Linked DNA regions of Homo sapiens: region 2 is linked to region 1. Evidence: chromatin contacts called from ENCODE Hi-C or POLR2A ChIA-PET data. All regions are on one chromosome and are shown on one strand. Each heading gives the region's core, a stretch centred on a gene start or an enhancer-like site at or near the end of the contact. The rest is flanking DNA. Distances are from core to core; before and after follow the strand shown. Region 1 overlaps PTPRM (protein tyrosine phosphatase receptor type M). Region 2 overlaps PTPRM (protein tyrosine phosphatase receptor type M).

Region 1 (3,743 bases), core at 748-3,247:
AAAAGAAACCATAAACATCAGTTTTCTGGGACAATTCCGTCAGTTTCAAAACAGAAGTATAAAATGTGGATATTTCGCTAATGACTAAGACAAGTGTGGCAGACATGAGAAAAGACAAAAGAGGACAGGTTTGAGGGACATTCTAGAGGAGGAAAATCCAGGAACTGCTAACTTTCTGGATGAAGGGAAGGAAGAAGCAGCTGGGGCCACTCCCCAGTTTCTGGCTTAAGCAACTATTCAGATGGATGGTGGTGCTCAACACATATAAGAGCCCAACTGACTTCATTTGCTATTTATAGCATCACTATTATCCCTCTCCAGTGAATTAGGTGATGCAGGTTTCCCAGAACCTGTTTTCCATGACACCTGTCCTTTTGTCCGTTCAGGTGCCCACACCGAAACTGCATTTCCTCATTACCCCCTGTTGAAATATCATCCATTCTTCCAGGCCCATCTCAGAATCCTGCAGAAAGTGTTTCTTATTGCCCACAGTGGGATGTAATCTGTTCCTTTTTTATAATTTTACCCTGAGCCCTAAGCCATAATTTTACCGTGGTACTTATTTTACCACCTATGTGCTTAACGAGGTACACCCAGCCTGATACAGTGTGTACACACAGCAGGCCCCAGCAAGTTTGTTGCAGGAGGCTGCCAAGACCCTGGAAGAACGGGGATCCCCACAGCACAGGCAAACACCCCTCTCAGCACCCATCTCCCACAATCCCTATAGAAAAGTAGCTGAAAACAAGTATAACCTCACAAGTTGTATACCATCAGATGTCAAGCATGGAGATGTGTACACAACCACAAAGTGTTAAATATTTGAAGAAAATGAAGACCAAGAAAGAGAAGCAGCAAATATAACCAATAGTATAAGGAATGCTTTAGTAAATAAGTATTAAAGTGAAGAGGAGATTTTAAAAGGGGTCTGAAAATAGATAGACTACCATGTTAATAATAATTTTTTAAAGGTGATCTGAAATTTTTAGACAATTTTTAAATGAGGAAAAACAACATTTGGTCTAAACAGGAGAAAGGATACAGCTGAAGAATAAATTAGTAATCTAGAAGACAGAGCCAAAGAATTATCCCACAAGACAACTCATCTCCCATAGGGGGAAAAAAAGATGAAAAAATGTGAAAAAAAAAGTTAAGACAAGCAAGAACTTAGAAGTTTTAACATATGCCTAATATGAAAAAAAAATTAAGAAGAAATACTTAAAAGAATATAGAGAAATTAACAGACAAAACTAAAGAGATAAGAGAAGAAAAGTACCCAGAGTTGAAGGCACATATCCTCTCGGTCCAGAAGGCCCACGAAGTTCCAAGCAGGATGAATAGGAAGGGGGTCCACATCTGGATGATAAGTGCCCTGGAGCCAGGTCCTCTGTCTTCAATATTTGAGTATTTCTTACGTGGTTACCAAGAATGTTGCATTAAAGGATATTCAATAACTGAACTGCAGCATGGACGGAGAGCCCAGAAATAAATGATGCACTCTGTCTTTGAGAAATAGTCTTACTGGCTACCGGTTCCAAGCACTTGATCTTTGTCAATCTCAGCAATGATTCAGCTATTAAATTTCTCCTTGAGGTCCTAACACACTAACGTTAATCTACTGCACTGAGATCACAACACACTAATGTACATCTACTGTACCCTTACATTCACATTTTCTTTCCCTCTGCCATTCCCCTCACTCATTTATCCCTCGTACTTTCATTTCTATGGAAGAACATGGCACTGGCATATGTTTGTCTCTTACAGAACAAGAGAAAGAGACCCTCTAGAAAGGAAACATCACCAAAGTGGGCATAACCTGCACACAGGTAAGTCACAGGGGTAATTCGTCAGCATGATGTCTCATAGAGCTAGGTGGCTAAGGCACTGCTAGGTGCACATGAATAGCACAAAGAAGCCATGTCAGGTTTTAGACATACCCTGTTCTGTGCTTCTGTGCTTCGGTTCAACCTCAAACTGACAAGATCCACCCAGCACCTCTGCGCCACTGCTGCTCTGATGGCATCATTTCATGCCTCATTCATACACTGTGCAGTGGCACTTAATGTTCACTCTTCAAAGAGCTAGACCATCCAGACCCAATTTCTCCATCATAAGCCAGTGCACTTTGAACAAGTATTGCTGTCAAAGAAAAAAAAAAAAAAACTTTCCAAGTCTCAGTTTTCAACATTCACTGGTGAAGTTGGCAAGTAGATATTTTAAATTCCAGACTGATTACACAGCTCTCCTGTGCTGCTTTGTAGAGTTTTATTTTCACACACTGCCATGACAATCCATCATACTCTGTCCCCTAGGGAAGAGAAAGAGTCCATCTTTTTATAAATAGCTGCAGGAGATTCCTGGAGCAGCTCATGCCCCTCCTGTGCTTAAACCCATGGAGCTTAAGACCTAAGAGGCTCACTTTCCACTGCAAAATACCATTCACCATCAGTCCCACAAATGTGAATGGGGCTGCCTCCAGGTACCTCGACTAGAAAGAGAAAAGCAGCTTATAAAATATGCTCCTGCTTATGGAAGGAGAGAGATAAAAGGAAGAGCAACAGCAGTGCACAATGCACCTAAGAGAATCTATGGCCTCATCAAAACCGGTTTTTTAAAATGTCAGAAGTCACTTGAAAACCTGAAATAAGGAAAAAAGTAATACTTAAAGGAAGTGAATGATGGGCAGAGAAAAACTGGGAATTTGAGAAGTGTCAGTCACTCAGTAATGCCTACTTCATCCAATATTGTTATCACAGAGATAAAGTTGGTAATAACGCATCAAATTGAAAATGTGTTTAATTCATTTAAGGGGATTTAATTCATTTTTTCTTGATTAAGAATCAGTGCACAAGAGCCTTGATGGACATAACTATTATATAAAAGGTTTCAGAACCAGAGTTCAAATTCACTCCAATAACATATCCTGGAAAACTTTACATAAAGTAATTCTGGGTATTAATCTATCCAGTCTCTCAGGAAGAGGCTGCCATATATGTGCAAACACCACCCAAATGCCCAAACACTGGTTATATTAACCCTTTCAAGTGTTCAGAATATAGATTATAATTGCCCAACAACACTTCCCACATAAAGTTCCAAGGGATCTGCTTGACTTATATAACAGTGCCACAGAGAACCCAGCCCCATGTGTCACTCTCAGGAATACCAAAGAGCAGACAACAAATCCTCCCTCCCTTTGGCATCAAGACTTCAAGTCTTCAGCTGGGCACAGTAGCTCACGCCTGTAAACCCAACATGTTAGGAGGCTGAGATGGGAGAAATGCTTGAGCTTGGGAGTTTGGACCAGCTTAGGCAACATAGCAAGACTTTATCTCTACTAAAAATAAAAAAATAAAAAAATGAACTCGGCTTGGTGGTACATGCCAGTATTCCCAGATACTTGAGAGGCTGAGATGGGAGGACCACTTGAGCCCCAGAGATCAAGGCTGCAGTGAGCTATGATTGCACCACTGAGCTCCATGCTAAGCAGCAGAGGAAGACTCCATCTCGGGGTGGGGAGAGAGTTTGAGTCTCCCAAGCATCCTGTGCAAAGCCTATGCAAAGCCCCTTGCTGGGACTGTGCAACCAGGGCAAAATGCTCCTGCTACATGGGGACAGGATATCACAGAAATATTCACTGTGCTCAGTAAAAGGGTGTCTCTGATGGAAACCAGTTCCAGGCTTGTTGTCACAGGCTGTTGCCACTTTATTGAGCCACGCTTGCCTTTCTGCTCCTTGCA
Region 2 (4,270 bases), core at 24-2,523, 58 kb after region 1:
GGCAAGGGTGCTCAGAGATCAAAATCTCTCTTCAAAATTGAAATGCTAATGTACTCCAGACTCGGAATTGCTGTACTAGAGAGGAAATTAATATCAAAGCTGGAACAGTATCTACTGTTCCACTCAGTAAGATGAAAACAATGGAGTTTGGCCAAACAGTACAAGGAAATATAGGAATCTGATACAACAGAGGAAATGAAGACAAATCTTGCAAAGAATTCAAAATGGAACAAAGTTGTGCAACTTACCCCTGTGCAAGTGGAACACTAGAGGGAGAACAAGTTTTGTGTTGAAAACTGTATGACCACAGCAGCCTCTCAGCTTAAAAGTCCATAGTCTTCAAACTCTCACCTTAGCTGCCCGCACAGCGAGCAGCAGGTAAAGGACCAGTGCAAAATAGAAAATCTGTAGAACAGCACAAATATAATTAGTGTAACCTATCACTTTTTGAAGGTAGGATTTTCTAAATAAAAGGCTTGGCTATGCTTTGGGCCAATGATATTTAAGAAAAGCAACCAAGAAATGAGGGCAGATTGTTTTCATCTCATTTTATTTCTAGACAGTTTAAAAGCCAAATGACACACATAGCACAAAATAAAATTCTTATACCTATCCTCATATCCTATTTTTGCTTCGGACCCAAATTCAGTCAGCCACCAACTCAGTTGCTCTTCCACATGGGCCACACATGCCCCTCTCCTCTGCTGTAGCAGGAAGACCACCCTTATCCATACCCCAAAAGGCTGTGCTGCCATTTTCTTATTCCTCTTCTCATTTCTGGTCTTCCTCCTCACTATATAAACATGCTGATTGAAGAGATCACAGTATCCAACTCCTGGAAGGAAACTTCAAAATAAAAAGCTAAGCTTGTTTTCCATACTCACCTCCAATAGAGCCTACTTTGAATCTTTCCAGTTCATCTTTTTTTTTTTTTCAGGCAGTCTCTGGTTTGTCTGTGTTTTTAATGATAATTCTACCCCTTCCTGTAGGGCTACGTGTCTCTCCACTACTACTAGTTGTTTGATTTGTCTGATTACTATCTTCAAATTCTTGGTCCCAAGTATTACAAAGTGTACCCTGGTAAATTTAAACAGAAGAGAGTTTCACCGAAGGGTCAGTGATAAATGGTAAGATTAGAGAAGCATGCTCCGGCAGGAGCCTGAAGAGGAGACACGCACAGGATTGGGCCACAGCACAGTCTGCTCAGGAACACGGACGCTCACGGCCACTCATCCAGCCTGTGCCCTTTGCAAAAGCCTCACAGTGAATAATCTCTAACTAGTTCAAAGTTCACATTCCCTGCATTAAGCTTCCAGTTGGCTGCATGGAGTCACAGATCCACATTCCAGCTACCAGGGAGCAGACAGAGGGACTATCCAGCTCTCTGTGGCCTCCTCAGAAAGAGGTAAGATCTGCCTCCCATGTGCCTTGGGATCCCCCCAAACATCACTGTCCACTCCTGATGCTTATTTCTTGAGAGAACAGACCATGAAATGAATAAACAACACTGATACAAGGATGCTATGACAGGGAGTGGGACTGCCAGTTCAATCAAAGGACTTGTTACCTCATTTTCAAGTGGCATGACTGCTTGGCAATTATTCCAGGTAATATGGAAAGGAGGCTGACATCTCAATACTGAGAGACAATGAAGACTGGCAGGGAGGGAACATCTTGGGAGCTAGAAGGCTGGCCTATGGTGAATAATCCTGGTGTCTGTTGGTTTACTCTTCACATACTCACTGTTCAGCTATTTTCTTGCTCTGTGTGTCCATATTTGTTTTAGATTCAAGTACCTAGAAGAGGATAATTTGTATTCTATGAAATTCTGCCTATAAGAAGCACACAGGAAATGTCGGGTAATTGCACAGGGTCTCTTTAAACTGCTTAGTACAAGATCCAGCAGAATGCTGTGCACATTAGGATTCTCAAAAATCATTCACTGATGACAAAAACTACAAGGTATATGATGAAAAGAGTAAAGAAGAAATAGAAAACCAAAACACAACCATACAACATGGGCTAAGACTTAAAATGTCAACTAATCTATATTCAACAAGAAGTTCTAAAGCATTTTCACATACTGGAAATATAAGCTTGTCATTTTGAAAAATAAAACACAATAAAAAGGAATACTGCACCCATAGAGATGTATGGGGTAGGCTTCCAGCATACACATGAACCATTACTTTACTGGTGCCAAAATGAAATAGGAGGAGATGGGTCAAAAGTGGAGAAGGGGGGAAAAGGTGAGTAAAGCCAAAAATCCAACAGTGTAGCAGGTCCCAAAATGAAATAATGTGTAGACAGCCAAAAAAAAAATAGAATTATAAATGAAGCCAACAGAAAATGGTATGACTCCACCAATAACATTAGCAAATACGGCCAAAACAAAATGATATGAACTAACACTAAACTGGCAGTTGAAAGAACAGTAAATTTAAGCATTTAAAACTTTTTAAAGGTGTTATGGCAAAGAAAGTCTGCAGTTACAGATAAACTCACTCTGTTGATTTAAACCTATTTATATTACATATAGTGAGTGAGAATGGAATTTGATACTTACTGATCTCTTACTACGTTGTGTTGACTTAACTTACCTCACTTAACACTCATACTCAACAACCCTACCATATAGGATGTACTGTGCTCATTTAGCTGATGGGCAAACTAAGGCTTCGAGAAAGAAAAGATTTCTCAAGATTATATAAGCAAGCTAATGATAGTAACTAGCACTCAAATCAAGATGTGTCTGCTTTCAAAGCTTATTTTCTTTCACTCTTAAAACACGCTGCTTCCTCTTAAAATGTAGAAAATAAATATATCTATACATATATATGTATAGATATACATATAATTCTGACTTTACTTTCAGTCAAAATGAAGAAAAATATCTACCTCTATACAATCAAAACAATACGGACACACATAGAAAAAGGAAACCCATATCCACCTCAATTTTTTTCTTTCACAAATGTAGAGATAACTTGCTGGCTCTCAATGGATGATTTACAAAACTACTAGTTTTTCCAAACAAACATGTTCAGTCAAATACATATGGCTAGAAAGAGACCTGTATCCCCTTCCAAACTGGTTTTGGTTCTCTACTAAACCAAAGGTTTGCAAGACTGCTCCTCCCCATCTCGTTCATCACATTACCAGAATCTGCCCCTCCCCCCAAATCATTAAACTCCTAAATAACTTTTTATTTTAAAGAGGGGTTAGACAGAAAGAATACTTACAAAAAATAAAAAGAAATAGATTTTAGACCAGGAATATCTATCAAAGTAACTAATAAACTTAGAAAACACATTCATTGCCAAGTGCCTAACTAAAAGGCCAAAAAACATCTAGGTACGTAGTTTTCTCTGAGTATTGTTTTCTATGACACACGAGTCTATGTCTAACATTAATAAAATCTAAAATTGGCCAGGCACGGTGACTCATGCCTGTAATCCCAGCACTTAGGAGGCCGAGGTAGGCGGATCACCTGAGGTCAGGAGTTCAAGACCAGCCTGGACAACATGGTGAAACCCCATCTCTAACAAAAAATACAAAAAATAAAAAAATTAAAAAAATTAGCCAGGCATGGTGGCATGCACCTGTAATCCCAGCTACTCGGGAGGCTGAGGAAGGAGAATCACTTGAACCCGGAAAGCAGAGGTTGCAGTGAGCCGAGATCACGCCATCGCACTCCAGCCTGGGCGACAAGAGCAAGAGACTCCGTCTTAAAAAATAAAAATAAATAAAATCTAAAACTAACCATTACTGTCATGTTTCCTACCTTTTGAAATTATAGAAATTTTTTTAAAAAAAGAATATATTCGAGGCCTAGCATACATACTTTTCTAGAATGTCATAAAGAATAAGCTCAAATGACATTCAGAATCATACCTCAAAGATGATCAGATCCCGAAGACACAAACACACATATAGCAGAATTCAACTTGGTTTAATAACTTAGGCAGGAAATTTGGCTAATCCATACAAGATGAGATAAAGAGTTGAAACCAAAAAACATTTAATTAATTCTGTATGTGTGAGTTGGAGGGGAAACAGGAGGAAAAAGAAAAATCAAAAAGGTGTCATTACGCTTGGTAAATGCCAGACAGCAGAAAAGTCATTCAGCCAACAACTCTGCATGGGCAACCTAATTTGGTTGGGGTGGCAGCCCAGCCCACCCTAACCAAATAAGGTCTCCCTATGTCCCGTCAAACTTGCACTTCACATTGGTAGCACTCAACACACTTGTCATTATTTACTAACTGTA

Evidence for each region. A loop is a pair of places that touch in the nucleus more often than their neighbours do. ChIA-PET counts read pairs that join two places held with the same protein, here RNA polymerase II (POLR2A).
Region 2: a loop to region 1 is called in a map of heart right ventricle, with 3 times the contacts of the local background. The contact joins two enhancer-like sites. A Hi-C loop is called at or near these places in 5 of 168 maps with a recorded cell type or tissue (GM12878, Right ventricle myocardium inferior, heart left ventricle and 1 more). POLR2A ChIA-PET finds 5 or more read pairs at or near these places in 2 of 52 experiments (OCI-LY7 and activated CD4-positive, alpha-beta T cell).

The regions. Positions count from the first base shown.
Region 1 is chr18:7,811,145-7,814,887 of GRCh38, reverse strand. All of the region lies in intron 2 of PTPRM (protein tyrosine phosphatase receptor type M), which reads right to left. Among named protein-coding and RNA genes, the nearest start is that of PTPRM, 250 kb to the right of the region's middle. Within about 2 kb of position 1,997, at least 2 of the 41 ENCODE cell types and tissues checked have a DNase peak (open chromatin) inside an H3K27ac peak, as active enhancers do.
Region 2 is chr18:7,751,899-7,756,168 of GRCh38, reverse strand. The region is part of intron 1 of PTPRM (protein tyrosine phosphatase receptor type M); the gene reads right to left. Among named protein-coding and RNA genes, the nearest start is that of PTPRM, 190 kb to the right of the region's middle. Within about 2 kb of position 1,273, at least 6 of the 41 ENCODE cell types and tissues checked have a DNase peak (open chromatin) inside an H3K27ac peak, as active enhancers do.